Regions from separate parts of the Homo sapiens genome. Here regions 2 and 3 are each linked to region 1. Evidence: read pairs that join two places in POLR2A ChIA-PET (ENCODE). Cell type or tissue: MCF 10A. All regions are shown on one strand. Links, peaks and the distances in the headings refer to the core of each region. The heading gives the core; the rest is flanking DNA. Region 1 overlaps GFOD1 (Gfo/Idh/MocA-like oxidoreductase domain containing 1). Region 2 overlaps GFOD1 (Gfo/Idh/MocA-like oxidoreductase domain containing 1). Region 3 overlaps GFOD1 (Gfo/Idh/MocA-like oxidoreductase domain containing 1).

Evidence for each region. Peaks named below come from ENCODE experiments on the same cell type or tissue, not always from the same donor. Only the 100,000 strongest peaks of a DNase experiment are listed, where the experiment ranks them.
Region 2: POLR2A ChIA-PET joins it to region 1 with 46 read pairs; 11 of 35 experiments call an interaction of 5 or more read pairs at or near these places.
Region 3: POLR2A ChIA-PET joins it to region 1 with 24 read pairs; 8 of 35 experiments call an interaction of 5 or more read pairs at or near these places.

Annotation. Positions count from the first base shown.
Region 1 is chr6:13,474,797-13,485,134 of GRCh38, forward strand. All of the region lies in intron 1 of GFOD1 (Gfo/Idh/MocA-like oxidoreductase domain containing 1), which reads right to left. Among named protein-coding and RNA genes, the nearest start is that of GFOD1-AS1, 6.3 kb to the right of the region's middle. RefSeq lists enhancers at 4,692-5,891, 9,351-9,420. In MCF 10A, for the core only: no CTCF peak of the experiment used is centred there; a DNase peak (open chromatin) is centred at 5,375.
Region 2 is chr6:13,390,319-13,400,656 of GRCh38, forward strand. The region is part of intron 1 of GFOD1 (Gfo/Idh/MocA-like oxidoreductase domain containing 1); the gene reads right to left. Among named protein-coding and RNA genes, the nearest start is that of TBC1D7-LOC100130357, 67 kb to the left of the region's middle. In MCF 10A, for the core only: a CTCF peak has its summit at 7,628; a DNase peak (open chromatin) is centred at 5,213.
Region 3 is chr6:13,403,187-13,413,524 of GRCh38, forward strand. All of the region lies in intron 1 of GFOD1 (Gfo/Idh/MocA-like oxidoreductase domain containing 1), which reads right to left. Among named protein-coding and RNA genes, the nearest start is that of GFOD1-AS1, 78 kb to the right of the region's middle. RefSeq lists a silencer at 2,767-2,967. In MCF 10A, for the core only: no CTCF peak of the experiment used is centred there; a DNase peak (open chromatin) is centred at 4,755.

The DNA.
Region 1 (10,338 bases), core at 2,400-7,399:
TGGAAATGCCCCTGGCAGAGGGTTCAGTGGATTCTCACAGCCCTGGGCAATGCCAGAGCCCCAGGCATGAGCACCCCTCACCTGGTAGTCTTTCTCTTCTACTCCATGAACCATTTCAGTAAATACTTGGCAAAACTAATTTCTCTTGGGTTGGAGAATTCGTTCCGCTGTACTAGTTCCAAAATCAAAAATAAGAGGAAGTATATGAAACCAAAAACAAAAACTCTACGCCTTCCCCCAAGTGAAGTCTGCTACCTCAACAAAATAAGAAAATCACAAAACCAATGCTTACAAATCAATAAATGACAAACAACCCAATTTAAAAATGAGTATGAGATTTGAATAGTCATTTTATCAAAGAAAAATGTGACTGTCTAATAAACACATGAAAAGCTGTTCAACATCATTAATTATTATTAACAAAATGCAAACCAAAGTCCTAACAAGATACTTCTACATACCAACTATAATGGCTATGATCAAAAAGACTCACAAGGCTGGGCATGGTGGCTCATGCTTGTAATCCCAGCACTTTGGGAGGCTGAGGTGGGCGGATCACTTGAGATCAGGAGTTTGAGACCAGCCTGACCAACATGGTGAAAACCCATCTCTACTAAAAATACAAAAATTAGGCTGGGCGCGGTGGCTCACGCCTGTAATCCCAGCACTTTGGGAGGCCAAGGCAGGCAGATCACGAGGTCAGGAGTTCGAGACCAGCCTGACCAACATGGTGAAACCCCGTCTCTACTAAAAATACAAAAAAAAAAAAAAATCAGCCAGGTGTGGTGACGGATGCCTGTAATCTCAGCTACTCAGGAGGCTGAGGCAGGAGAATTGCTTGAACCCTGAAGGCGGCAGCTGGAGTAAGCCGAGATTACGCCATTGCACTCCAGCCTGGGTGACAGTGCAAGACTCCATCTCAAAATAATAATAATAATAATAATAATAATAATAATAATAATAATAATAATACAAAAATTAGCCAGGCATGGTGGCGCACACCCGTAATCCCAGCTACTTGGGAGGCTGAGGCAGGAGAATCACTTGAACCCAGAAGATGGAGGTTGCAGGGAGTTGAGATCATGCCACTGCACTCCAGCCTGGGCAATGGAGTGAGACTATCTCAAAAAAAAGACTGACAATACCAAGTGCTGGTGATGATATCAGAAAATTAGAACTCTCCTATGTTGCTAGTGGGAATGTAATATGATGCCACTGCTCTGGAAAACAGTTTGGTAGTTTCTTAAAAAGTTAAATATATACACACTATACAACTGAGCAATTTCAGTCCTAGGTATTTAACCAAGAGAAATGAAAACATGGCTCCACAAAAGACTTATATGCAAATGTTCACAGCAGCATTATTCACAATCACTTAACACTGGAAACAATACAAACATCCATCAGATGGTGAATGGATAAACAAAATGCGGTATATCCACACAATGGAGTATCACCCAGCAATAAAGATAAATGAACTTCTGAGCCGTGCAACAACATGGCTGAACATCAAAAACGTTATGCTAAGTGAAAGAACTCAAGCACAAATGATTACGTACTTCATGATTCCATTTATATGAAAGTTCTAGGAAAGGCAAACTATAGAGACAGAAAGTAGATTAGTAGTTACCTGGAGCCAGAAGTGGGAGTGAGGATTGACTGCAAATTGGCATGAGGAAATGTTTTAGTGTGTTGAAAATGTTCTAAATATATAAATTTACTAAAAATAATGGAATCACTTACAATGGGTGAATATTGTGAAATAAAAAGAATGAAGAATGTTATGGTATATATAGTTCAATAAAGTTATTTTTTTAAAAAGTAGTGTTAAAACTGCAAACCAACTTCATTGGAGCTTTACAATTGTGGAGTAATTTATAGTTTCAGTTTAAGGACATTAATCAAAGAAGCATCTTAATACTCTAAAGGCTATTAAAATTAGAGACTGGAAAATTTTTTTAAATCATAACATTTTAATGTAAAGTTATTTTTCCTGCACTTTTTAATTCTCCACAGTAGGATATCAACAATTCTCAAGGAAAGTCTAAACCCCAAGGCATCCCAGACTTGCCCAAACCCTAGAAGTCAAAGACCTGTAGACGGGTATAGAATTGGTCGGGGTGAAGTGTCACTGTGGCTCTCAGTGGTGAGTGTGACAGCCTCTTTACCAACAATCTCCTTAGCTCAAGTCTGAACCCAAAAGAACGCTGGCTTTCCAGGTCTCCTGCTTTGAGGACAAGTGCTCAGAGGCCTGCTGCTCTCCTAGGGAGCCCACACCCACCAGCGGAACTAACCAGAGCAGTTTCTCCACCGACGCGTCTTCCAGGTATTTCCTTGCTCAGCTTGCCTAGCCAGGTGGCCTTGATCCAGGCAAAATCTGTATTAGTCAGGGTTCACCAGAGAAACAGAACCAATAGGGGGTGTGTGTGTGTGTGTGTGTGTGTGTGTGTGTGTGTGTAGATGAGAGATTCGTTTTAAGGAATTGGCTCGCACAATTGTGGGGTTGGCAAGTCTAAAATGTGCAGGGCAGGCAGGCAGGCAGACAGGCAGGCTGGAGACCCATAGAAGAGTTGATGTTGCAGTTTCCAGTACAAAGGCAGTCTGGAGGCAGAAATCCTTCTCCCTCAATCTTTTCCTGACTCCTGGCTCCTTCAAGCTCCTAAGACAATACTTGAGCAGAAAGGGACTATGTCTCGTGGCACTCCTGTGACCTGCTGCACACACTACCCAGGAGGCTCTTGGTAAAGGTCTACAAACCTACCAAGACCACAGAACTCCATGCAGTTGGTCATGTTTATCTACTTTCCCATCACACTCTTCAAAATATATATGTCTTAAATTTAATAATAATTTAATAATAATAACTAGGTTGGTATTAATAGATGACCACATCTATTATTTCTTTCACTGTTTTGCTATGGTTATTATCAAAACAGTGAAATGCCAAATGTGTATTTCACAAAGTGGATAAAGAACCTACACAATCAGGCCAGGCATGGTGGCTCATGCCTGTAACCCCAACACTTTGGAAGACTGAGGCGGGTGGATCACCTGAGGCCAGGAATTCGAGACCAGCCTGGCCAACATGGCGACCCCATCTCTATCAAAAATACAAAAATTAGCCAGGCGTGGTCGCAAATGCCTGTAATCCCAGCTACTTGGGAGACTGAGGCACAACAATTGCTGGAACCTGGGAGGTGGAGGCTGTAGTGAGCTGAGATCATGCCACTGCACTCCAGCCTGGACAACAGAGTGAGAATCTATCTCAAAAAAAAAAAAAACAAAACAAAGAAACAAAAAAAACCTACACAATCAAGAAATGTCTACATTTGGTTTGTTGTTTGTTGTTTTTGTTTTGAGACAGAGTTTTTTTCATTTTGTTGCCCAGGCTGGAGTGCAATGGTGCAATCTTGGCTTACTGCAACCTCCACCTCCTGGGTTCAAGCGATTCTCCTGTCTCAGCCTCCCGAGTAGCTGGGATTACAGGTGCACAACACCACTCCCAGCTAATTTTTATATTTTTAGTAGAGACAGGATTTCAGCATGTTGGCCAGGCTGGTCTCGAACTCCTGACCTCAGGTGATCCACCACCTCGGACTCCCAAAGTGCTGGGATTACAGGCGTGGCCATCACACCCAGCCGAAATGTCCATATTTGTAATAACTTCCACCATCTAGATTCTTAGAATCAGCACTTTTCTTGGAGAGTGCAGCCCAGATCAGAATGACTGCTCTTAACAATCCCTCCACCCCTCCAGCAGGGTGGTCTCCGCAGCATTTGGTCATGTATCCCCCACACCGTGGGTAACCACAGGAAAGACTGAGCAGGGAGAAAGCATCTGGTACAAACAGAGACAGCTGGGTGCGGGGGCAGGGCTGCACCTTTCAGGTGGCTGAACTTGTCATGTTCATATTTGGGAGCTGCGTGTGGACAATCTTTCACCCACCACATGAACCTGTGAAGCAGAGGATGCTGGTGTAGAGAGGGGTGAATGAGGAAGCAGACACACAGAGAGAAGCAGAATAAAATTCAGAGGGTTTCTGGTTTCCAGGTATCTACTAAAGCCCTGCTGCAGCCCTGTTCCTGCGTCATGTGGGAAACCCCCCTAAGCACCCCCACTGCAAGGGATAGTAAATCTTCAGAGCAGCATGGTGAGCTCTTGGTAACCCCATCAGTACCTTTGAGTGATCACGTAGCTGTGAAGCACGTACTGGATTCACAGCAAATATGACACCTGAAGCTTGGCTTAGGTACCATCCCTTTACCAAAAAAAAAAAAAAGAAAAAATTTAAATATAGTCTCTGAGTCTTACAGGAGGGAATCATCTCTTCAAAAAATAGTTTTAAAAAATCTTCAAAAGCACCATTTGGAAGAGTCTAAAGAACTACTCACTTAAAAATTTTTAAAAATTTTAAAAAGAACTAACTGCATTAGGGCAAAGTAAAAACTACTGTTTATTGAGCTTGATGCAGAGAGCTGAGGGCAGCTGCCAGGTAGGTCTTTATATTTTCCCTCTCATTTTACTTATCACACCAACCCTATATGATAGTGTTAGCTGTGTGTTATTGGTAAGAAAACTGAGGCTCAGGAAGGATGATTATGACTCCCAAAGTCACACAGTAGTAACCTGTCAACCTTTCCTTTCATTGATGAGTGTTATGAAGCACAACATCTTATATAATGATGCTCTTTCCTGGGCTATGATTGCCCTGAGTCAAATATATAACTAAGTGCCTGTATATTTCATTCTTGGTGAAACCCTTAAAACATGCTATTGACTTCCACTTTTTGTTGTTGCTCTTCTTCCCCAGTTTAAGGTATCAAAATGTCCAACTTCTTCATTTAGCTTCTTCTCCCTCCAGTGGAAACTTCTGCAGAATTGCACATTATCAAAGCCAGATATCCTCAACAAAATAATCGTTCAACTGCACCTAATTTCAATTAGATGAAATGAGATTGGTGATGCTTGACTTTTCCTAACAATAATGCCCAAGGGCTTCCTCGGCTCTACGACAAATTGATAGACCAAAAATCATTTCACTCAGTGCTCAGGGGCAGGAACCCAAAGAGAAAAACGCAATCACCTTTTTCACATAGATCCAGAAGAGACCTCAAGCAAGAACTGGAAATGCAGGGTTTGCTAGGATGTCAGAATGGCTGCTGTCAAGTCCAAGTGCATCATGAGCATTATCTGCAGCCTTATTTCCGCTGGCGTGGCAATGCTGGCCAGCAAAATCCTCTCTCAACCCCATTTCCTCCTTGCTCCCTCACCTCTGTTCCTGGCAGCCCTCTTCAACATGAAGCAACTGCTGACACCATGAAGAAGGACAGAAAAGGGCCAATTGCTCCAGGTCCTCAGCTGATGACGCCAAACAAGTTGGGACAAGATCAATGTGCAGCAAGATCAAAGCTCATGGAAACCCTGTGGCCTTACTCACCATCCCAAAAGAGCCTTGCACTCCCATGGAGAAACTTCACCAAGAGAGTCTGCACTGCTGTCTCAAAAACAGAGATCATGAAAACAGATGTCATCACATTCCACACAAGGCAACAGGTATTTTAGCACGGTTCCCCTGCCAGGTTAATTACTCACAGGAGGGTATGTCTTCTGTTCCCAAAGGCAGAGAGCTATCTCATCTTTAGTGTCTGACTGTTCCAGCATCCACACTGCCTGAGGGCTGGATAGAAATTCTGAATCTCAGGTCCCACCCAGGAATCTGGTTTTTATTTTATTTTGAGGCAGGGTCTCACTCTGTCGCCCAGACTGGAGTGTAGTGGTATGATCTGGGCCTTGACCTCCAGGCCTCAGGTGATCCTCCCACCTCAGTCTCCCAAGTAGCTAGGACTACAGGCATGCACCATCATGCCTGGCTAGAGACAAGATCTCACTATGTTGCCCAGGCTGATCTCGAAGTCCTGGGCTCAAGCAATCCTCCTGCCTCCGTCTCCCGAAGTGCTGGGATTATAGGTGTAAGCCACTGTGCCTGACCTGGAATCTGTTTTTTGATAAGATCCCCAGGTGATACAACCACACATGAAAGTCTGAGAGGCATTCAGCTACTGCATGCAGGAGGATAAGAATACTATGTGTTAATTGACACATTCTCTTTAGAACCTTTTGCCTTCCCCCAGGCATACATGTATTCAGTGAAAATGCATTCATTTGTCATTCAATAAATATTCATAGTGTGTCTACTAGGTGACTAAGTGTCTGGCACTGTCTAAGGGAGATAAGGGTACCCTGGTGAACCAAGCAGACAAGGGTCCTACCTTGAAATAACTCACATTCTAGCTGGGGAAACAAACAGCAAGCAAGAAAGCAAGCAAGCAAATGAAAGAGATCATCACACACCAGGAAGAGTGTTACCAGGAAGAGAAAGAGGATGACAGAAGCAGGACTGAGGTTGGAGGAGAACTTTCTAATTGGGAGGGGAGGATCCAGAAAGGCCTCTCGCCCAAAGTAACACGTAAGCTGAGACTTGAAAGTGAGAATGAGCTAGCCATTCCAAAAAGTGAGGCAAGAACCTTCTGGGCAAAGGGATGAGCTGGTGCAAAGGCCAAGAGTCAGGAAAGAGATTGGCATGTGAGGAACAGAAAAGAGGCCAGGTGGCCGGAATATAGAGTCCAGGAGTGTGTGAAGCCATCCAAGAAGTGGGAGAGATGGACAAGGCAGGGCCATTTCAGGCCAAGAAAGTCATGCCAAGGAGCTTGGATGTTATTCTAGGTGCTGTGGGAGCCACTGAAAGTGGAGAGTGATACCTTACACACACACACACACACACACACACACACACACACACACGTGTGCACATGTGCTCACTTTCCCCATTGTACAGAGTAGACTGCATAAGAAACAAGACTGGACCCAGGCAGGCTGGCTTGGGGACACAAAGGTGAGTGAGGCTTCTTTGCCTTGTCTGCGTCCTGACCGTCAAGACGCTTGCTGGGAGAGGCAACAAGGAAATTAACAAAAAATACAGTGTCATTTTAGGTGCCAGTTAATTAGGCAATATCTTTGTTAAATGTAATCAGCATGTACTCTCTGACCAGCAATTTACATATCTATCCCACAAACAAGCTGGCATGTGTGCAAAATGACATATGCTCAAGATTATTCATTACATGGTTGTATAAGCCAAAATTGGAAACAACCTAAATGTTGAGTAACAGGGAACTGCTTAAATAAATTTTGATGTATCCATACAATGAAATACTAGGTAGCCAAAAATAGGAGCAATAATACTTTCACATTCAGAGTTTCATATATTTGTGTATATGTAAAATATATGTATATATTATATGTTATATATTGTAATATATATAAAAATGTGCATACATGTATATCTATAAATATGTTAATATATGTATATATACAAATGTGTATATGTATATGCTGTATATGTAAAGATATAAATATACATAAATTTAATAATGCATATTAACTGATTAAATATAATTTATATTAATATTTATATTGCTTAACATTGATTATATTACTATATAAAATTTATGTAATAAATTTAATACATTTAATATATTTTTAAAATAATATTTAAATTTTAACATATATAAATTTTCAAGCTAATATTGTTGCATGACAAAAGTAAGGTCCATAAGAATGAATGGCATGCTACCAACTGTGTAAAAGGTTTTTAAAATTCCCACACAGGCCAGGCGTAGTGGCTCACACCTGTAATCCCAGCACTTTGGGAGGCCAACACAGATGGATCACCTGAGGTCAAGAGTTTGAGACCAGCCTGGCCAACATAGGGAAACCCCATCTCTACTAAAAAATACAAAAATCAGCTGGGTGTGGTGGCACACACCTATAATCCCAGCTACTCAGGAGGCTGAAGCAGGAGAATCACTTGAACCCAGGAGGTGGAGGTTGCAGTGAGCCAAGATCGCACCATTGCACCCCAGCCTGGGCAACAGAGCGAGGCTCCGTCTCAAAAAATAAAATAAAATTAGATTAAATTAAATTAAATTCCCATACATATACTTGCCAGGATATACCTTGAAAAATATATATTATTTTTAATACTTTCACATTCAGAGTTTCACATATTTGTGTATCTCTATGTAAAATATATGCATATATTTTATGTTATATATACATCTATATATTAGTGTATATGTAAAATATATGTATATATTATGTGTTATATATACATATATATATGGCCTTGAATGGGAGACATAAACAACTGGTAATAATGATTGCCTCCTGTCCAAAGACAGGGACTAGGGGACATTCAGTCTTCACTGTGTACTTTTATAGCATTTGAAATTTGTACCACATGAATATATAGCCAATTCAAAATAACTAAATAAAATTTAAATGTTAAATGAATGCCTTAAAATAGGTGCTAGGCAAGATGGGGGCACACAGTGCTGAGACAACAGAAGGGTATGTAGGGTGGGGGGTTTGAGGGAGAGGAAGCGGTAACACTTGGGCTGAGTATTGAAGGGCGAACATGGAAGGAGACCTCAAGGGACAAGGAAGTTCCTGACAGAGACCTGGACATGTGCGCCAACAGGGCCCATTCAAGGAAACCCCAGCAGGGTGGGCTCGCTGAAGCCCTTGGGTTCGGGAATGGCCACCAGGACGTGAGGCTGGGCTCACTTCTTCAGGATGTGAGGCTGGGCATGTCACGCCAATCAGCTGGGGCTTTTCCTGAAAGGGGAAACGATGACATGACCAGGTCTCTAGCACTGCCAGATACTCCATACCTGGCAGCAGTGTAGATAGTGGCTAGAGGCAGGGTTGGGTGGGGTGGACTGGAACCTAGTTCAGAAACTACGAAAGGACCTGACTTCTATGGGGAACAGACACAGAGAGTTTCAGATGGCATCAAACAGGTTTGGGAACCGATTCCAGGGCTGGGATGGAATAAAGGACAACTCCAACAGTCTGACCTGGGCTGCCATGATCTATGGCAGAGGAACAGGTACAGCTGATGGAAGAGGAAGAAATGACTCCGGGGGAGGTAGAGTGCTGGGTTCAAATCTCTAGCTGTAGGTCTAGGAGCAAAGTGACTCAGGTCTCTGAATCTCAGTTGCTTCATTTGTGAAATGGAGCTAATATCTATCTTAGAGGATTATTTTAGTCATGAAATGAAATGCTTTATACACAGCACTTACCATGCTGCCTGGCATACAGTATGTACTTAATAAGAGGCAGCCTTGGACAGTGTAGAAAGTACACTTGGTAGAAATGCCTCTACAACAGAGGAATGCCTCATTCACAAAGGTAGGGATTTTGAGGAAATTTTTAAAAATTAAAGGAGGATGTGTGTGATTCAATTGATCTGAAGTTTCATTTCACTGTGGTCCCTAGACCACACTTTGTAGGGTCCCTACAAAGTAGGGTCCCTAGCCCCTTACTTTGACAGGCCTGTGACCAGTTATGAGTGTGGATCGAAGGCTACAGACCTGTCACCCTCACTGGGCAAGCAATTCAAAGTCCAGGCCTTTGCTAAAAGGACAATTTACCAGGATGAGTCAAAGTAGCTAGTTTCAATTCCAGGCAAACACTCGTATCTATACACTCCCAACAGCCAGATCAGCCTGATAACTGTTTGGGGTTTTTCACTTCCTACGTTCTATGTGTTGAACCTTCAACAGTGACTGTAAAGCAAACCAAGACGACCACCCCACTGTGCACTCGCAGGGGCACCCTGCAAAAGAAGGAGTTAAAAAAAGAAAGAAGAAAGAAGCTCAAAACCTACCCTAAAAACATGAACAAAACCCTATTCTGTCATCACCATTACTAAACTAGGTCTATTATGCCTCTTATCGCTGGTTTTGAAGAGGTAACAGACATGTCTTGTTAATTAAAGTCACAGGGATATTTGAAAAATAAGAACAGAAGAAGTATCCAGAAATGTCTAATTTGTGTCACATCTCTTGAAACCAGAGCCCCCAGACACTTTCATGGCCATGGTCCCAGAGACAGCCAGAAAACAAGGTCATCCTTGTTCCCCAAATTGCCACCCTCCTGCTCTAGGTTTGCTCTGTGGGTCTGAACCCAGGACAGGAACTGCCATCTTTATGGTGGAGAAACGATGTTAACAACATGGTCTTTCAGATATGACCAGTCCTAAGCTCTCCAGTATACGCAGGGCTCATCAGGGACCAGTTTTGTACAAATTGCACTAATAGAATTATACCATAAGATCGTTATAAGATATTTGATATGCAAAGAGCCAATGTAAACAAGGGAGTTATCCACCCAACATACATGTTCCATTAAACAGAAAATAAATATTAGCATTCAGTTCAATGGCATTCAGTTCAAGGCCAAAGAAACAGGCCACAAAGGGCAGACACTTAATA
Region 2 (10,338 bases), core at 2,682-7,681, 84 kb before region 1:
GGTGGCTCAGGCCTGTAATCCCAGCACTTTGGGAGGCCGAGGCAGGAGGATCACTTAAACCCAGGAGTTCGAGACCTGCCTGGGCAACATAGTGAGACCCTGTCTCTAAAAAAAATACAAAAAATAGCCGGGTGCTGTGGCATGCACCTGCAGTCCTAGCAACTCTGGAAGTGGAGGTAGGAGGATTCCTTGAACCCAGGAGTTTGAGACCAACCTGGGCAACACAGCGAAACCTCATCTCTACCAAAAAATTAAAAAATTAGCCAGATGTGGTGGTGCATGCCTGTAGTCCCAGTGACTAGGGAGGCTGAGGCAGGAGGATTGCTTCAGCCTAGGAGTCTGAGGCTGTAGTGAGCCATGCTAGCACCACTATACTCCAGCCTGGTGACAGTGAGACCCTGTGAAAAAAAAAAAAAGAAAGAAAGACAGGAAGAGAGAGAGAAAGAGAGAGAGAGAGAGAGAAAGGAAGGAAGGAAGGAAGGAAGGAAGGAAGGAAGGAAGGAAGGAAGGATAATAACAGTATCTACCTCAAAAGGTTGTTATGAGGGCTGCATGAGGCAATGCATGCAAGCTACTTAGCACAGTGCCTGGCACAGGAAGTGCCGAATAAACACTAGCTCAGCGGTTTTTAACCAGCTGCTGAAACCCTTGAGCACAACCAGGAATATCTATTTCTTGGTGTCCCCTACTGGCCCAGCGCAAAGACCATCTCCAATAAACCTCTGTTGCTTGAAGTTAGCGTAACAGGGAAAGGAAGAAAGAAGCCCAGAGAAGGAAAGTTTCACAGGACACTTAATTAAGATTTTCAAGGATATGATTGGTTATTTCACAGTGGATGGTGAACATTCGATTTTTTTGTTTGAGTGAAGGTAGAAGGTGAGAAATGGACTTCAATTCCAGTAACCGTGGCTGGAATTATCTGACGGTGCTAGCTAGCTACCAAAACAGCTATACATTATTTAAGAAATTGGCCATTTGAAACCAGCCTGGCCAACATGGCAAAACCCCGTCTCTATTAAAAATATAAAAATTAGCTGGGCGCAGTGGTGGGCGCCTGTAATCCCAGCTACTCGGGAGGCTGAGGCAGGAGAATCGCTTGAACCTGGGAGGTGAAGGTTGCAGTGAGCTGAGATTGTGCCACTGCACTCTAGCCTGGGCGACAGAGCGAGACTCCATCTCAAAAACAAACAAACAAAAAAAAAAAAAAAAAAAGAAAGAGAAAAGAAATTGGCCAAGGAAAATAATGTACTATTTCGTAGAGTCCATATCAATTGAATAGGTAACAACTCCATTTTTTCTTTTCAAAAAGAGAAAAGAAAGCTTCAGTAGAGAATATTGGGAAAGGATGCCAGCAGGCGAGCCAGACCAAGGGCTGAGTCTGACCTCAAAGCTCTACCACGTATCTGGACAAGTAACTTAATCTCCCTAATCCTCAATTTCCTCATCTGTTAAATGGGGATATAAGGGTATCGACTTCATTGGAGTGGTGAGAACCATCTTGAGAGCTTAGCACAGGGTCTGGGACACAGTCCATGTTCAATCAATTCTACCGATGGTCATTTTGTTGTTGTTACCAATGGCTGTTGTGGGTTATTCTTTAAAACAGTTGATAAACAGTTACTTGTAGTAGACAGTTGGTGAACAGGCCTGCCCATGGCATAGCAGGGAACTACTCAAGGTTCTGAAATTTGTAGACCAGGGACTACTCTGGTAGACACGAGGAGACAGCCCACTCCCTGTTGCCACACTAAGAGCTGCTTCCTAGGCTGGGTGCAGTGGCTCATGCCTGTAATCCCAGCTCAGGAGGCTGAGGTGGACAGATCCCTTGGCCCAGCAGTTCGAGACCAGCCTGGGCGACACAACAAGATGCCACCTCTACTAAAAAAATATGAAAATTAGCCAGGTGTGATGGTGTGCACCTGTGGTCCCAGCTACTTGGGAGGCTGAGACGGGAGGATCACTTGAGCACGGGAGGCAGAGGTTGCACTGCATGCCAGTCTGGGTGACAAAGCCAGACCCTATCTCAAAAAAAAAAAAAAAAAAAAGAAAAGAGAAAAAAGAAAATCTGTTTCCTCTGGTCAGTGTGTTTTGAATAGGTAACGACTCCTCCACCAAAAAATAAAAAGTTGTTCTTAATTACTTTTTTTTTTAATTTAAAAACTCAAGCACTGGTTGGCAGTATTGAAAAGAGTTTTGGTATTTCAAATATTTCAGCAAGTTTTTGTATCACTACACTGGAGAAATGAGAGAGGAGGAGCCTGTCTTCAGCAGACCCTGTTGCTGTACCCTGATGGAGAGAGAGCCTGCAGGAGCTGGCCTGTAGCTGCTGCTGCAGATCCTCTCAGATAACTGACTCTTGTCATTTCATATTGTGAGAGAGGGGGTAAGCAGATGAGCCAGGTAGGTAGAAACAAAGAAGTCAGGAAGATTTCCAGAGAAGAAGAGAAATAAGAAGGGCTAGGTGCAATGACTCACACCTATAATCCCAGCATTTTGAGAGGCCAAGGCGGGAGGATCGCTTGAGGCCAGGAGTTTGAAGCCAGCCTGGGCAACATAGCAAGATGCTGTCCCTACAAAAAAAAAAAAATTAAAAATTAGCCAGGCATGGTGACATGTGCCTGTAACCCCAGCCACTTGGGGGGCTGAGGCAGGAGGATTGCTTGAGCCCAGGACTTCAAGGTTGCAGTGAGCTATGACTGTGCCATTGCATTCCACCCTGGGCAACAGAGTGAGACCTTATCGAAAGAAGAAAAAGGGCTGGGTGTGGTGGCTCATGTCTGTAATCCCAGCACTTTGGGAGGTCAAGGTGGGTGGATCACTTGAGGTCAGGATTTCAAGACCAGCCTGGGCAACATGCTGAAACTCCGTTTCTACTAAAAATACAAAAATTAGCTGGGCGTGCTAGTGCATGCCTGTAATCCCAGCTACTCAGGAGGCTGAGGGAGGAGAATCACTTGAACCCGAGAGGCAGAGGTTGCAGTGGGTGGAGATCATGCCACTGCACTCTAGCTTGAGGAACAGAGCGAGACCCCATCTCAAAAACAACCACCAAAAAAAAAAAAAAAAAAAAAAAAGGAAAGAAGTAAGAAGATGGGACAGAAGCCTTTATAGTCATGCCCCTTCCCCTGCTTGCCATCCTTGTAGAAAGGACCACCGGCCAGTCCAGAGAGACCCTGCAGACACAGCAACAGCGCAGCTCCTGTAGAGCTCTCCATCACGGTACCATAACAGGGGTTCCTGAAAACAGAGTCTCCTCCTCTCATTTCTCAAGTCTGGTGATAACAAAACTTGCTGAACTATTTCTTTTCAATAGTGCCAACCAGTGCTTGAGTTTTTAATTTTTAAAAAAATCATTGATTACAAACAACTGTTTTTTCAGAGAGGGAGTTGTTACCTATTCAGTTGATATGGACTCTACAAAATAGTACATTATTTTCCTTGGCCAATTTCTTTTTTCTTTTCTTTTTTTTTTTTTTTTTGAGACGGAGTTTCGCTCTGCCGCCCAGGCTGGAGTACAGTGGTGCGATCTCGGCTCACTGCAAGCTCCGCCTCCCGGGTTCGGCCACTCTCCTGCCTCAGCCTCCCGAGGAGGTGGGACTACAGGCGCCCACCACCACGCCCGGCTAATTTTTTGTATTTTTAGTAGAGACGGGTTTCACCATGTTAGTCAGGATGGTCTCGATCTCCTGACCTTGTGATCCACCCACCTCGGCCTCCCAAAGTGCTGGGATTACAGGCGTGAGCCACTGTGCCTGGCTCCTTGGCCAATGTCTTAAATAATGTACAGTTATTGTGCAAGCTAGCTAACTGATAAATAGACTCATTTAAAAAGATGTACCTTGTTGTTAGTCACACATTATCTTTTTCATAATTTTATATAAAATTTGTACTTCAGATGAAAAAATGAGAAAGTTCTTCATGTATTATATGACAAGTTAGACAAAAACAGGCAAGATGCAGAAGAATGTGCATGGTATACTATCATCTGTACAGAAAAAAGAATAAATATATATTTGCTTGAATTTATGTAGAATATCTCTCGGAAGGAACACTGATAACTTTGGTCGTCTCTGGGCAGGAGAACGGGTGTCTGGCGGGGGGAAGGATGGAAGGAGCTTTTCAGCATATCTGCTTTTGTACCCTTTGAATTTTTTTTTTTTTTTTTTTTTTTTTTGAGACGAGGTCTTGCTCTTTTGCCCAGGCTGGAGTGCAGTGAGGTGATCATAGCTCACTGCAGCCTCAAACTCCTGGGCCCAAGCAATCCTTCTGCCTCAGCCTCCCAAGTAACTGGGACTACAGGTGCATGCTACCATACTTGGCTAATTTTTTTTTTTGAGACAGTCTCGCTCTGTTGCTCAGGGTGGAGTGCAGTGGCATGATCTCAGCTCACTGCAACCTCCACCTCCTGGGTTCAAGTGATTCTCCTGTCTCAGCTTCCCAAGTAGCTGGGATTACAGGCACGTGCCACCATGCCCGGCTAATTTTTGTATTTTTAGTAGAGATGGCGTTTCACCATATTGGCCAGGCTGGTCTTGAACTCCTGACCTCAACTGATCCACCAGCCTGGGCCTCCCAAAGTGCTGGGATTACAGGCGTGAGCCACCATGCCCGGCCTTTCATACCTGGCTAATTTTTAAAAAATTTTGTAGAGATAGGGTCTCACTGTGTTTCCCTGGCTGGTCTTGAACTCTTGGCCTCAAGGAATCCCCCGACTTTAGCCTCTCAAAGTATTGGGATTACAGGTGTGAGCCACTGTGCCTGGCTAGGTTTCTTTCTTTTTTCTCGTAGAGACAGTGGCTTTGCTATGTTGCCCAGGCTTCTTTTAATTTTGAACAAGGTGACTACATTGCCAGTTCAAAAATACATAGATAAAATTAAAATTTGTATTTAAAAATGAAAAAATTGCCCTCACAATGTCCCTTAGATGGGAAATGGGGGCTAAGGTTTCAGGAGGGAGGGACAGGCTGGATTAAACAAGGAATGGCACATCCATCAGCATGACAGCCATGGCCTTGGCATGGCCATCTCCCAAGAGGCACTGGATCCATGATAAAGAGCCTATAAACCACCCGATAAAACTCATATATCATTCCCTTGCCTCTGATAAGGGGATCTTGTTTTTCCTTTCTTGCAATACAATAGAGATTCATGAATTAGCCAGAAATTCAGATACTGCTGTGTCATGGGCTGGTTGGCTTAGAGGTTGGACAGATGCCAGCCCCTTCCTAGCTGTGTGAGCTCAGATAAGGGAGTTAAGCTCTCGGGGCTCCAGCTTCCTCATCAGTAAAATGTAGACAGCAATATCCTGATGGATCAAATAAAGATAACTTATGTAAAGCAACTGGCTGCCAGTACTCAGTCAGAAATGTTAGCCCTTTTCCACTTGAGATAAAGAGCCCAGAGGCTTTATGAGTTCCCTGGTCTTTGTTCCCACTGAAGAAACTTCCTTGGCATCAACGCTACGGCCACTCCACCGTGCACCAGTTAGTTCCCAGCCATGAGCACAGAAGCTGAGGACCTGACCCTGAGGGTCCCACTCAGGCCGTGGTAGCCCCAGTCCAGGGCACTGAGGCAATTCTAGTCTAGCTGTGCTTTGTTTACTCCGTGGGGGATCTGAGCCTGGGATGAGCAGAGGGCAGGCGGAAGGGGATGCAGGAATGTCATCATTGTATGTCACTATCATCTGCCCTTTCCAAACTTGTAGCTCCGGGTTTTAGAATTTGGAGGCCTGGGGAACGCATTTACATGTTTCATTTGTTTGTTTTTAGTAACCATGTAATCACCCATGTGAACTAAGCTGAGGAACAGTGTCACTTCTGCTTCTACGTAGCTCACTAGAAATCCTCCAAAGAATTATAGCCATCATTTGTTGAGCACCTACTGTTTGCCAGCGACAGTACTAGATGCTTTATCTTCAATCTTCCCTGCAGATCTCTACCTCCCTCTTATGGATCAGAAAATGGAGGCTCTGAAATAGCATATTTAATCTGTGCCAGGTTAACAGAGCTAACAATTGGGTCAGGATTTGAACTTGGCTCTGAGGGGCCATGTGCTTTCCAGTGCACCTCTCAAAGTAAGCGCCACACTGAGTTACAGAGAGCTGTGCCCATAGCATCATCACCTACAGGGCAGGTGGCCTTTTCCTAGGAGTTGGTGCCAAGGATTCTGAGTCCTCCTGTGTGGCAGACTGAATGTCGACATCCCGATCCCCAGAGCCTGTGAATGTTTTCTTATAGAATGGCAAAAGAGACTTTGTAGGTGGGATGAAGTTAAGGATCATGAACTGGGAGGATTATCCTGGATTAGCCAGGTGGGTGGGAGGTAAGCACCACTCTTACAAGAAGGAAGCAGGAGATCAGAATGGGTCATAGGAGCTGTGTCCTGGAAGCAAGAGGTTGGAGGGACTTGAGAAAGGGGTCATGAGCCAAGGTATACAGGCAGCTTCTAGAAGCTGGAAAAGGCAAGGGTATGGATTCTTTCCAGAAGCTTCCAGCAGGAACACGGCCCTGCCAGCACACTGAATTTAGACTTTCTACCTCTACAACTGTGAAGAGAATAATCTGTATTGTTTTAAGCCACTAAATTTGTGACAATTTATTACAACAGCAAGGGAAACTCATATACCTGGGGATGTTTCAAGTCAGAGGAAGGGATATTTACCTCCCAGGAGGAAGGTAGGGCTTCCTGAGTGGTGGTGATCACAGGTGTGCAGTGACCGACACCTTCAGAGCCACAGAGAGGCCAGATGTTGGAAACAGTGCTCAGAGAAGGGACAAGAGCACCCAGAACCTTTGCTTAGGGAGCAGGAGCAGACCCATTGTGGGTGCCCACAGTGGTCTCGAACTCCTGGACTCAAGTGATTGGCCCGCCTCGGCCTCCCAAAGTGCTGGGATTACAGGTGCAAGCCATGGCGCCCAGCAAGACAGATTCTTAATAAAGTAAAACAAAGCCTTACTCTAAAGCCCGGCAATTCCACTCCTAGAAATTTACCAAAGAGAAATGAAAACAAATATCTACACAAAAGATCCAAATGTGAAGCCACCCTCGAAATGAAAAGTGGTGTCCAGCTCAGGCCCCTTGTCTCTCCATCTGAGGACTCGGGCCTGCCGTGAGAAAGTGATCTGCATCTTCACTTTTCACTTCCTCTTTCACCTCCAGGCCCTCTGGCATCTCTGGGGCAGCCTCTGCCATAACCTGGAAGGGTGGAGGCCCAGCCTTGTATCATAAAACCCAGGGGCCGGCCCACTGGGGAGAACAGAAGGCACTGATACCACCTGGGAGGGCAGATATTTGCCTCCACCTGCTTCCACTTTAGAAGCCAATGCAAAACAGGAGAGCAGGGTGGGGAACAGGACAAATATTTGGCCAAGTACCAATTCAGTCTTAGGAATGAGCAGAAGATGGTGATGTCTTGCAGTGGGCATACCCGGAATAACACACAGCCCACGTGGCATTATCCCGGCACATTCTATTACTAACAATTTGAATGGGGGCAGGGGCAAACCTTTGCAAATGAAACATATTTTATATGAAAATAAACACTGTCACATTTGGAACTGAAAACAAATTTTGCATTAATTTTTAAAAGAAGACTTTTCCGACTATGGGCCACATCCCCAGATACTCCCTCTATCTTCCAAAGTATGCATCTTCTTTGCCCTGTCCTTAACTGCTATTGCAGAAGGAAGTCTGAGAAGCTGTGTATAGGGGAAAGTGCAAACCTGGAGCCTCTGCCGCTGGGTTTGACTCCAGGGGCTGCCAGCACGAGCTGTTTCATGTCAGTTACTGTACTATACCGTATATTATGTTATGTACAATGTCAGTTACTGCTCTGAGCCTCGGCTTCCTCATCTTCAAAATGGAAATGAGAACTATTACCTCATAGGGCTGTTCTGAGGATTAAATGAGATCAGGTATGTACATACCTTGCACATTAGTCAGTTATTACTGTTAACAGCATTCACAGACACCTAACTTGGATCTGTTACGAGGCTCACTTCCTTAGCAGGGATCAGGAAAATGCTGATACAAGACCAGGTAGAACCTCCGTTTCGAGTTTATCCTTTTGAAATGTTCCAAATCTTGATTGGTGGTGATTTGAGTGTACGCATTTAGCAAAGCTCATTAAAGTATACACTTACTATCTGCTTATTTCACAGTATGTAAATTTACCTGAATAAAAAATTGTTTCAAAAAAAGTTGCTCCTCTGTCCTTAAACACCTATTTTGTATATTTAACCCAGAATGTGCACCCCAGTGCACAAATGCAGCGTCCAAGGAGCTCACATCGGGTGTTTAGTTTTGATTAATGGGCTTTCCTGGACTCAGAAAGGAGGTAATTTAGGATCCCAGCTGCCTGCAGGCAGAAAGAGGCTCTGTTGAGCCATCAGCACCTCACTGCCGCCTGCTCAGCCTCCCGGGCTTCTCAATAAATGGCGACTCCACTTTCCCTCAGGTCAGGGCTCAGACCAGTCAATGGCCACCACGGGGCAGCATCCCAGAACAGGAGGTAGGGAGGGACATCCAGGGGCTCAGCTGCTTTTGAAAGCTCTCTATTGACAAGGACGCCACAGACACCAGTTGATTTGACTCGTTGTTATTTTTTCTAGCACAAATCATGAGCCAGTTACAGTAACACTGGGCATTTAAAAGGCAGGAGCTAGACAAGCACTTTACTACTTTGGAAAACAGATTTTGTTGTTTTGTTTTGTTCTGAGACAGGGTCTCACTATGTTACCCAGGCTGGAGTGCAGTGGCGCAATCAAAGCTCACTTCAGCCTTAACCTCGCGGACTCAGGTGATTCTCTCACCTCAGCTTCCAGGAGCATACCACCAAGCCTGGATTAATTTTGGTGGTGGGGGAGGGAGGGGTGGCATGTAGGGACAGTTTTTCCATGTTTCCCAGACTGGTCTCGAACTCCTGGACTCAAGTGATTGGCCCGCCTCGGCCTCCCAAAGTTCTGGAATTACAGGTGCAAGCCACGGCACCCAGCAAGACAGATTTTTAATAAAGTAAAACAAAGGCTTACTCTAAAGCCCAGCAATTCCACTCCTAGAAATTTACCAAAGAGAAATGAAAACATATATCTACACAAAAGAACCAAATGTGAATGTTTGTTGCAGTTGTATTTATAATTGCCAAAAACTGGCAATGACTCAACATCCAACAGCAGCTGAATAGATAAATAAATTGTGATACCTTCATAAAATAGAATACTACTCAGCAGTAAAGATAAATGAACTACTGAGACATGCAACAATATGAAGAAATCTCAAAACCGGTATGCGGAGTGAAAAGAAGCCAGAGGCAAAAGGATGCAGACATTCTATTTATCTGCAATTGTAAAACAGGCAAAGTGAGCTATCAGGGCAGAAAGCACAGCAGTGGTTACTGGGGCTGGGACAGGGGCTGAGGCTGGGAGGGTAGAGAATGCACCAAAAAGTCAACTAAGGCAACTATCCGGAATGATTGGAAATTTCCATATCTTGAAATTGCAGTGGCATTGCACAGGTATATACATTTACCAAAACTCACAAAGCTATACATTTAAAATAGGTACATTTTATTGCATGTAAATTACCTCAACAAAAGTAGCAGGGAGAAGGAGAAGGGTGATCTGATGTCTCTGAGGGGTGCTCCCTTTTGGGGAAGCCAATACATCATTTCTTTCTCCTAAGATCCTCCACGTGGTCACACAGTTACTGAGAAGCTGTTTTAATCTATACAACTGTGGGGATTCTGATTTTTTTTTTTTAAGAGGCCTCTGGCCTCCTGATATATTGAAGAGAAAATAAAGACTTCCTGGATGGCAAAAGCTCTAAAATAGACATAGTGCAGGCCAATACACTAAGACATGCAGGACCGGGCAGGGATTCAGCCAGCACACAATGGCAGTCACATTGGGGGTGGGATAAATGTTAAAATATCTATTTATCAGTTAGTAAATAGCCACTGCCCTGAAATGCCTGAATATCTCTCTATTATCCAGGAATCCTCCCCATCTCTCCAAAGCTCAGCAACTTGAAGAGTTGGTGGTTACCACTGCGGAAGCCACCAAGATCCCACTCCAGCTCCTAGGCACCTCTGTGCTGATGGGTTAGTGCCTGGCCATACTCCATAAAAACATATTTCAGATGTCCCATTCCTCCTGTTATGAGGCTCACTTTCTTAGCAGGGATCAGGAAAATGCTGATACAAGACCAGGTAGAACCTCCGTTTCGAGTTTATCCTTTTTGAACAATTTAATTTAGGAGTAATTCGAAGCAGATAGTGATCAAAAGAGCACACATTTCGTCAGAATGAAGTGCTGCTGATGGAAAAATACATAAAAGTGGGAG
Region 3 (10,338 bases), core at 2,533-7,532, 71 kb before region 1:
GCGAACTCAGCTCACTGCAACCTCTACCTCCTGGGTTCAAGTGATTCTCCCGCCTCAGCCTCCTGAGTAGCTGGGATTACAGGCATGCACCACCATGCCCGGCTAATTTTTGTATTTTTAGTAGAGACGGGGTTTTGCCATGTTGGCCAGGCTGGTCTCAAACTCCTGACCTCAGGTGATCCGCCTGCCTCGGCCTCCCAAAGTGCTAGGATTACAGGCGTGAGCCACCGTGCCCAGCCTGATGATAGGTTTTTATGTGCTTACCATACACCTAGGCTATATGGTACAACCTATTGCTCCTAGGCTACAAAGCTGTATAGCATGTTATTGCACTAAATACTGTAGGCAATTGTAACACAGGGGTAAGTACTTGTGTATCTGTAAAAATGTACAGTAAAAATTATAATACTATGAGACCACCATTATATATGTGGTCCATCATTAACTGAAACATTGTTATTTGTTACAAGACTGTATAGCCATATGATGAAATATATTCAGCCATAAAAGGAATGAAGTGCTGATATATGCTGCAACATGGATGAACCTTGAAAATATTATGACATGTGAAAGAAGTCTCAGAAGAGACCACTTATTTTATGGTTTCATTTATATAAAATCTCCAGAAAAGGCAAATCTATAGAAACAGAAAAAATAGTGGTTGCCTAAGGTTGCAGTGGAAGGATGTTGGAAGAGTGATTACTAATGGATATATGGTTTATTTCTGGGGTGATGAAATGTTCTAAAATTGATTATGGAGATGGTTGTACAACTCTGTGAATACATGGCATTTTTGGCAGGAAAAAAGTGGGAAGTTATAGATGAAATATGAATAGCAAAATGTTTGAATGTTTATATATTTTTAAAAGTTAAAAAGTAAACAACGATAGTTTGAAATCAGCCTAATTTTAAATGAAACTTGGAATACATTTCTGTGATGTCTAAAATATTGACTATCATTTTAATGCACATAGAAAATTACTGGAAAAGACTGTGCAAAATATTCTGAGATGGGGAACCATTTAAGGGATCCCAAGGGTCCAAGTCTGATCCAGGCTCAGCCTTTTCTTGCACCAGGAAGTCACAAAGCCATGGACTCATCAAGTAGTCATTTAGTCCAGCCCCTTCTTAGAACTGAGGGAAACTGCAGCCAGCCAGGAAGACCGAGGAACTTGCCTAAGCTTCCTGCCTTTCATGAACTTCTTTTAAGGATCAAATGAGACAATGTGTATGATGAAGTTTTATAAATCCTTTGGATTAGAACTGTAGTATGTGAAACACGTGAGCCTGAACCTCAGTTCTGCTGCTTTTTTGCTACAGCCAAGGGGGTGGCTTAATTTCCTTCAGCCTCAATAAAAATGAAGATACCACCAGCCTCAAAAGGGTGTTACAAGAACTAAATGAGGCAACACTATCCCAGCATCTCCCAGAACAGGAACTCGGTATGAGCTAACTGTTAGCCACGTTCTTAGCAAAAGAACATGTGAACTACACAGTGGAGGCTGCATGCACACTTGGGTGCAAAATTTAAAGTAATGTCATTTCAAGATGTAAAGAGGAAATTCTCATTTACAAAACCTGGTTGGAGTTGTCTGCATGAGTAATTTTCATGGGATCGGCCATGTAAAATAGTTTGTTTTTAAAGGTTCCAAGAATAACATGCTAGAGTCCTCTGTGCCAAATTCCACCTTTGGGTCAAATTTCACCATTGCTTTATGAGGCACCCAATGTTTAAAAATTTTTTAATTTAAATGTCTCTATGTAGGGCACCTCTCTCCCCAGTGCACCACAAGCCCCACCATTCTCTGTTGTCTATCCTCAACCCCATCTCACCTTACATCAGTACCTGGTCCCTGAAGGTGATTAAGTTTCTAGACTCTATCTCAAATGCTAGGAAATCTCTTTGTTGGCTATCCAACTTTCCTCTTATAAAGGTTTGCAGAGCCTCTTCTTTTCTTTTGAAGTCTTCTCAAGCTTTAGAAGGTTTTTAAAAGTTCATTTAAATATTTTCAATAACTTAAAAAAAGTGCTACAGTATTTTAAAAGATAACATAGACCAGTACTTTCCCAATAGGAGAAAAATACAAGCTGCAAATGCAAGCCACTTGCATAGTTCTACATTTTCTAATAGCTACGTTAATTAAGGGGAAAAAACAGGTGGAATTAATTTTAATAATATATTTTCCTTAACACAATATATCCAAAATTTTATTAACATGTAATCAGTATAAACATTTCTCTTTCAAACGAAGTATTTGAAACCCAGTGTATGTTTTATATTTACAGCACATCTTAATTTGGACTGGCTCAAGTGCTGATAGCTAGCAAGTGGCTAGTGACTCTGAATGGGACAGCACAGATTGAGATGACCAGTTATAAATCATCCAATATGAGGCCTTGAAAGAAGATGTGAGGTTACATAGGAAAAGAACCTCTACATTAGAAAATATGTAAGTGGCAGATTCCAGGGTTTTGGTGGTCTTGCTGGTGACCGTGGCTATAGTAAAGTTTGAGATGGAATGAAACTTAGATCATATTATTCCAGCATACAGGAGGAGGGGAGGACATTCACAGCTTCTATTTTTGCTGCTGTTTCTCCTTCTGTCTTTCCCACTATATGTGTATTGTGGGTGGGATAGGGCAGAGTTGAAGATAAAGTGAACAAAGAAGCATAAAAGACGGGATTGAGACATTGCCACTCCTGAGAGATACTCGCAAGCCCCAGCCTCAACTCATCAGTGGCTTGAAGGGTTCCAGGGCCAGGAGGAGCCTGGGGACATTGGCAAGGATCTTCCTTTCACTCTTGGCCTCCCCACCCCAACTTCTGAGGCAGCATCCTCTATCTCTAAAGAACAGGCCTCCCGCCTCTGCTATTCAGGGAATATTATGTTCTCCCAACTGTTATATTTTGGGTCCTTTTGGCAGGAGGTGGAGATGGGCAGGGGTGGAAAGAACCCACAAATGTTCTCGGAACAAGGAACCAGTAAAGTACAGACATCTGGCCCCAGGATTTTGCTGGCTCCAGGGACGTCACTATAAACCCACTAACACTAATTGCTTTCACGTCTGCTCCCATTTCTAGTGGAAATAAAATGCCTCTCTGGCTAATGGAAAATGAAACGCCGTTTGCTGTTTGTTTACCACATTACATAAGAGCTTTCTGTAGCACCCCTCCTCCCCTGGCCCCTGCCCTGAAACCCTCTGAAGGACAGCTTGTGCAAAGCCTGCAAGCGCTCTACAAATACAAGGTAACACGGCTTCAGAAAGGGCGCCTGTATTCACGTTAGGACTGTACAACTCCTTAATCCTAAACAGACGGGAGGGGAGGGCAGAAAGAAGAGAGCGAGAGCACAATCGAGAGTGAGAAGAGAAGAATTCTATTTGCTTTAAATTCATGCTTCCAGGAATATTTTCCATCTCCTTACTTGATGCTAAGTGCAAAGATCTAGAGTAGCTCATCAAACCTCAACTTCTAAATTCAATTTCCCTGACAAAGAAGGGGAAATAAAGGTCCAGCTGAAACTGGGGTTTAAGAAAGTGGACTCTCATCCATTGGGCCTTTAAAGTGTCTGACAGTAGGTGATTGGGAGGCCTTCTTTGACAGTCCTGTTCTGGTTGGCTGCCTGTGTTTATCCCCATGTTGGCATTTTGTACACAGTGTGATAGCAAATATAAAGACCTCTGGCTGTCCTTCCTCTGCCCTTGTCAGTTCTCTCCTTCTCCAGCAGCAGAACCACTCATTTCAGCTGGACCCATGGTTGCCAAGAATAAAAAACTCCATTTCCCAGTCTCCCTTGCCATTAAGTGTGGCCATGTGACTAAGTTCTGGCCAATGGGATGTGAATGGAAGAGCTGTGTAAACTTTCCATGGTGCACCCTCCATTTCCCTTTTCCTGTGTGACAAGCATAAGGCTATATTGGGCCATGAAGGCAAAGACAATACTCTAGGGATGGTGGCGCCAAGACAGAGGATCCTGGATCCCAAACACTATAGAGCTGCCAGACTGCTTACAGAGCGACTGCTATGGGAGGAAGAACTTTTTATTTTGGATCTGGGTTACTGCAGCTGAAATTGTATGCTTGGGATCTATTTGCTGAAGAGAAGAAAGGAGGATACCCTTAAAATAGATGACCCCACCATTTGGCTTTCACATTGAAAAGTCAGCCTCAGCTCTTCCTACTTTTCTTATTGATGAAGAATCTTACACCCCTACCAGCTCCCGGGCCTCAAAGACTACATCTTCCTCCTTGCCTTTCTTTGTCCCCATTTTCTTCTGTATGCTGCCTACTCCCAGGCTGGCACAGAGCAGCACTCCTTGACCAGAATGGCCCAGACAGTTGGAATAAAGGATGACATTAAAATAGAGCCCTTTGTTATGTCTCTAGGGAGTGTCTTCAAAACACCCTGTTACAATGGCCGAGAAAATTGCCTGAGATGGCCAAGTTCAAAGGGCTTATCTTTGAATCAAAAGCGGGAATGGGGTTTTGTGCAAATGTCATCTTCTGCCCAGTTCTGAGTTTCTATGTAGCAAACTTGGAGTAAAGTTAAGATCAAATGGGGCTCAGAGGATCAGCTATTACAATAGGCCTCAGTCAGATGGCTTTTCTTGAGCCACTGGATTTCATCAGAAGAGAATTGCAAACACAAACCCTTTGTTTAATGTAGACGGTGATGAAATAAATAGGGTGACTCCATCTCAACCACCCTCCTCCCTGTACTCACCCAACCAACTGACTCTCGGAGATTGCCCAACCAAAGAGCAGAAGTTCACAGAATATCTCTTCTTGGGTCAGCACCCAAAGGTGGGAGCACTTGGCTTTGCTCCCAGAAAACTATAATCTGGTGAAGGCATGTGAGAAATGTGCCCTTCCCTACTGCATACTGCAGAAGAACGTGGCTGAGAGCCCGGCCACGGTAGCATCTATCCTCCACATAGAGTCTTTATGAAGTGACACCTTCTCTCTCCAGCTCAGGCAATAGCCTCTGCCTGATCAGAACACAATTGAATGTGGCCTTGGGCCAGACTATGGCAGGCAAAGGTTAATTTCCTTTCCTTCTTAGAGCAGGACCTAGTTCCAATTGCCTCGCTTTGCCTAACTCAATTTTCCGCACAATATAGCAAGCTCCTTATCTTGGGCAGTGAGGTAGAAGCTTCCCCTTGTTCCTCCTTATGGTTTCCAGTGGAACTTTGAGGAGGGGCACATTTTGCTTAAAAAACAGCATTAATTGTGAAGCGAGAATAGCTTTTCTACTGATGGCTGCTTTTCTAGCAAAAATGTCTGCCTGCAAGGACCTCCCCATGTGACCTGGCAGGGAGAAAAGATAATGAGGAGCTCAGGTGAACAACTCAGGACCTGAGGAAAGTAGGCCAGTGAGTCAAAATAAAATCCAGCCAGGAGCAAACAGAAGAGTTAATGAACAGGAGATCACCTGATGCCCGGGCCCCTCTACCTTTAGCGATTTCATGTCCGAAGGTACTCTGTGCTCACCCGGGTAACACAGCTTTGTTAAGAGAATAGTCAGGCTGATAGATTTGTTCACTTCTATAGTCGCTTATCTTGGAATTACTCCATTGTTTTTAGAAAAATGACAGTTCATTTTCTAAAAATTAACACAGGCCAGTGTGGTGGCTCACGCCTGTAATCCCAGCACTTTGGGAGGTGGAGGTGGGTGGATCACTTTGAGGTCAGGAGTTTGATACCAGCCTGGCTAACATGGTGAAACCCCCTCTCTACTAAAAATACAAAATTAGCCAGGTATGGTGGCATGTGCCTGTAATCCCAAGTACTTGCAAGGCTGAGGCAGGACAATTGCTTGAACCAGGGAGGTGGAGGTTGCAGTGAGCTGAGATTGTGCCATTGCCCTCCAGCCTGGGTGACAGAGTGAGACTCCATCAGAAAGGAAAGAAAGAAAGAAAGAAAGAAAGAAAGAAAGAAAGAAAGAAAGAAAGAAAGAAAGAAAGAGAGGAAAGAAAGAAAGGAAAGAGAGAGAGAGAGAGAAAGAAAGAAAGAAAGAGAAAGAAGGAAAGAGAGAGAGAGGAAGGAAGGAAGGAGAGAAAGAGAGAAAGAGAGAGAGAGAGGGAAAGATAGAGAGACAGAGAGGAAGGAAGGAAGAAAGGAAGGAAGGAAGAAAGGAAGGAAGGAGAGAAAGAGAGAGAGAGAAAGAGAGAAAGAGACAGAGGAAGGAAGGAAGGAAGGAAGGAAGGAAAAAAACAATGAAATAAAAGAGACAAATCCTAAGAAGAAAATGAAATGCCTCCAAACCCACCATCCGTCAAGTAACCATCATGAGATTAGGGGACTGCAATTTTAGTTACGTCTTTATGCACAGAGAGATAGTAGGAAGGATAGATTTACAAGCAGAAATAATTTAAAGGGAGTATAACACATAGTTTATTTAATAAAGAGGATTCCACTATTTGAACTTAACAGATAAGAAAGAAACTGAATTGCAGCCGGGCACGGTGGCTCACGCCTGTAATCCCAACACTTTGGAAGCCCGAGATGGGCAGATCACGAGGTTGGGAGATTGAGACCATCCTAGCTAACACAGTGAAACCCCGTCTCTACTAAAAATACAAAAAAATTAGCCAGGCATGGTGGCACACACCTGTAGTCCCAGCTACTCCAGGAGGCTGAGGCAGGAGAATGGTGTAAACCCGGGAGGCAGAGGTTGCAGTGAGCCAAGATCGTGCCACTGCACTCTAGCCTGGGCGACAGAGCGGGGCTCCATTTCAAAAAAAAAAAAAAAAAAGAAAGAAAGAAACTGAATTGAAATAGGATCTGCTACTGAATTTCTAAAATGATACGGATTTTTAGTTTTTTTTTTTTTTTTTTTTAGATTGGCAGGGTAAACCTCTAAGGCCAACTGAGGTAAACATCATCAGAAAAGCAGGTAACATAGGGAAATAAAGCCCCAGATGATGCACAAATGTTTTGTTTGGCACTCTGGGAAGATGCCTTAACTTCAGATAAATATAGCAAGCTACTCTGGAATTTGTGTTCTGGGAGCCCTGGCTCTGGCAATGCAGCTGGCTTGCTCCTGTGTTTGGATGGGTTATCTCATCTTTATAGGAAGGAGGCTCTACCTAATGCTTGGTAAATCCTGACAACAACAATGAAAGTTGGAAAGAAGGTTTGGGAGGCCAAGATGGGTGGATCAGCTGAGGTCAGGTGTTTGAGACCAGACTAACCAACATAACGAAACCCCATCTCTACTAAAAATACAAAATTAGCTGGGGGTGGTGGTGCATGCCTGTAATCGCAGCTACTCGGGAGGTTGAGGCAAAAGAATTGCTTGAACCCAGGAGGCAGAGGTTGCAGTGAGCTTAGATAGCATCATTGCACTCCAGCCTGGGCAACAAGAGCAAAACTCTGTCAAAGAAAGAAAGGAGAGAGAGAGAGAGAGAGAGAGAGAGAGAGAGAGAGGAAGGAAGAAAGGAAGAAAGAAAGAAAGGAGGAAAGGAAGAGAGGAAGAAAGGTGGAAAGAAGGGGCATTAATTACCCAATATGCTGGCAGAAAAAAGTAGAGAACAATTTGCAAGCTCAGAGTCAGTGTCATGGGATCCCAGGACAGACCAATATAGGTCTGACCAATTTGGATGGAAGGAGAAAAAGTGAGGAGAAAGAGGAAGAAGGAGGGTAGAGGAGAGAGACCTGACTCCCTACACTAACGCTGAGAATCAACACCTTACCCCTCACCCTCTGCCTCAGCACAGAAGGGCCCCATAATTACTCACACAGCAATACAGAGTTTAATTTCACGGATGCAGAAGGAAAGCTTTCAAAGTAACAAGGAAGCCTCACATAATTGTATGGTAAACCTGAGCTTTCACCAGGAGGAGCCCAGCTCCTGCAAACAGCCAGCATGTATGCAGACCTTTGAGTATGCTGTCATTGCGTTATAGGACAAATGAGACTGTCAGCAGGAATGGTGAAAAACAGAAGGAAGACTCCAGGCAAAGGGACACCTTGAAACACAGAGGAGAACAGAGAAGCCAGCTGTGAAGACAGAGGGCTCCAAACCCTGACTGAATCCAACCCGTGGCTCCAGGGCCTGCCTCCTTCATTACCAAGTGAGGATCCACAAAGACATCGGCTGTCTATTTTCTTTTCTTTTTTTTGAGACAGAGTCTCACTCTGTCAGCCAGGCTGGAGTGCAGTGGCGCGATACCGGCTCACAGCAACCTTTACCTCCTGTGTTCAAGTGATTCTCCTGCCTCAGCCTCCCGAGTAGCTGGGATTACAGGTGCATGCCACCATGCCTGGCTAATTTTTGTATTTTTAGTAGAGTCGGGGTTTCACCATGTTAGCCAGGCTGGTCTCGATCTCCTGACCTCAAGTGATCCACCTGCCTCAGCCTCCCAAAATGCTGGAATTACAGGCTTGAGCCACCGCGCCTGGCCCTCAGCTGCCCATTTTCATCCAGCTGTACCCTGCAGCCCGGTTTCCTCAGACGCAGTAACACTGTGTCACCAGAAAGGCCTCCTTCCTGTACAGTGGCTGCACTGATGAAGGCCTGCCATCCAGTCTGTGATAGGAGCCAGTCAGAGGCGGGAAGGAGCACCTTAACTTTTCCTTCTCTTCAAGGAATTAGGATGATCCCTTTCTACAACCCGCTCATTGACAGCATTTCCAGTGAGAAGCCCAAGGAAAGCCTTTACTTCAGAGACCAGAGCAGGAAGCCCAGAGCACGAGCTTTGGAATGGGACAGCCTGGTTCAACTTCTTGCTCTGCCTCTTTTTAGCTGTTGCGGTCAAATTACTCAGCGTCTTTGTGCCTCTGTTTCCTTAACTGAAACATGAGGGAAATAAGAAGAGCTACTTTAGAGCTATTGCAGGGATTAAAGGAAATAATCCACAGCAAGTGCTAAGAGCAATTCCAGCCTTAGCAAGAGCTCCAATATTAGCTATGAGGGTTAGACTGCCACTTAGTACATTATAAGTGTTATGAGCTGAAGTGTGTCCCTCTAAAATTCATATATTGAAGCTCAAACCCCCAGTACCTCAGAATGTGACTATATTTGGAGACACGTTCTTTATGGAGGTAATTAGGTTAAGAGGAGGTCATTGGAGTGGGCCTTAATCCACTAGGACTGGTGTCCTTAGGAGAAGAGGAGATGACGCAGACACAACAGAGGGAAGACCCTGTGAGGACACAGAGAAGACACCACCTACAAGGCAACGAGAAAGGCCTTAGGAGAAACCAACCCTGCTGGCACCTTGATCTTGAACTTCCAGCCTCCAAAACTATGAGAAGATAAATTTCCTTGTTTAGGCCACCCAGCGTAAACAGCCTTAGCAAACGAATACAAAGGTTGACTGGTATTTTTAGCAGAACTGATATTCAACCAGTGTGGAAGCAGAGCCAACATCACTTCTGGTTGGCAGTATCAGTTATGAAATATTTCAAATGTCTTTAACATCCACTCCCTTCCCCCCGTTGTTACTGTTACTCCAGGGGTGTCGACCCTGGGATGGGAGAACCAGCGTGGGCTGCAGAAATCAGTGGCAACAGGCCTGCCTTCTGCTCCCTCCTCTTGCCTTCCCTTCTGGGCTAACACAACTCAGCATGCCCTGTGCTCTGAGCACTTCCCCCGCCCTCCTTTGAAGCACAAAGGTTGTAATGACCAAGTGTAGTGACGGGGTGGAGAGGGCTCCTCTGAGCAAAGCTATTATCAAATGCTCATCTGAGAAGGCCTTGGGGATCCTGTCTGCCTCAGAGTGTGTGTGTTGCTATGACGATAAGCATGATCCTGTTTGCCCAGCATCTTCAGTCTTTCAAGTGGTCTCAGTGGCAGGTACTGTATACATGAGAGGCCCAAAGAAATCTGAACTGGGAATGAAGTTTTGCCCAGGCACATGGCCCACCCTCTTGGCTCTGCCACTGAGTCAGCCTTTGCCAACATGTTCCGCTGGAGTGCCTGCACCCTAGACTGAGGGGCCACTCGTACCTGAGGTTTTGCCCTCTTTTTTCAGTTACCAGCCACACAATTTGTCACTGCATCTGCCCACAGGGCCTTGACCCTTCCACACTCTCCTGGGAGACAGGAAGAAGGAACGGAGGTGACCTGCCAGTCTTAAAAATCTACCTGGGGACTGGCACTATGGGGAGCAGGCCACCCACTTGTGAAGGGTTGTTCAGCCTGTCATTGGCCTCCAGTTTTCTCTCCTGCCACCAAGGCACATCAGCACAGCTGGAGTCAGCATGCACAATGACAAGTAATGAGCACACATGCCTCATCAAAAGGATAATCAAAAGAAGAGGTCCGATCCAAGAAAAACCAACGTGATCCTCTCTAATGAATGGTCCCCACAGTGGCATTCAGCTCTAGAAGGG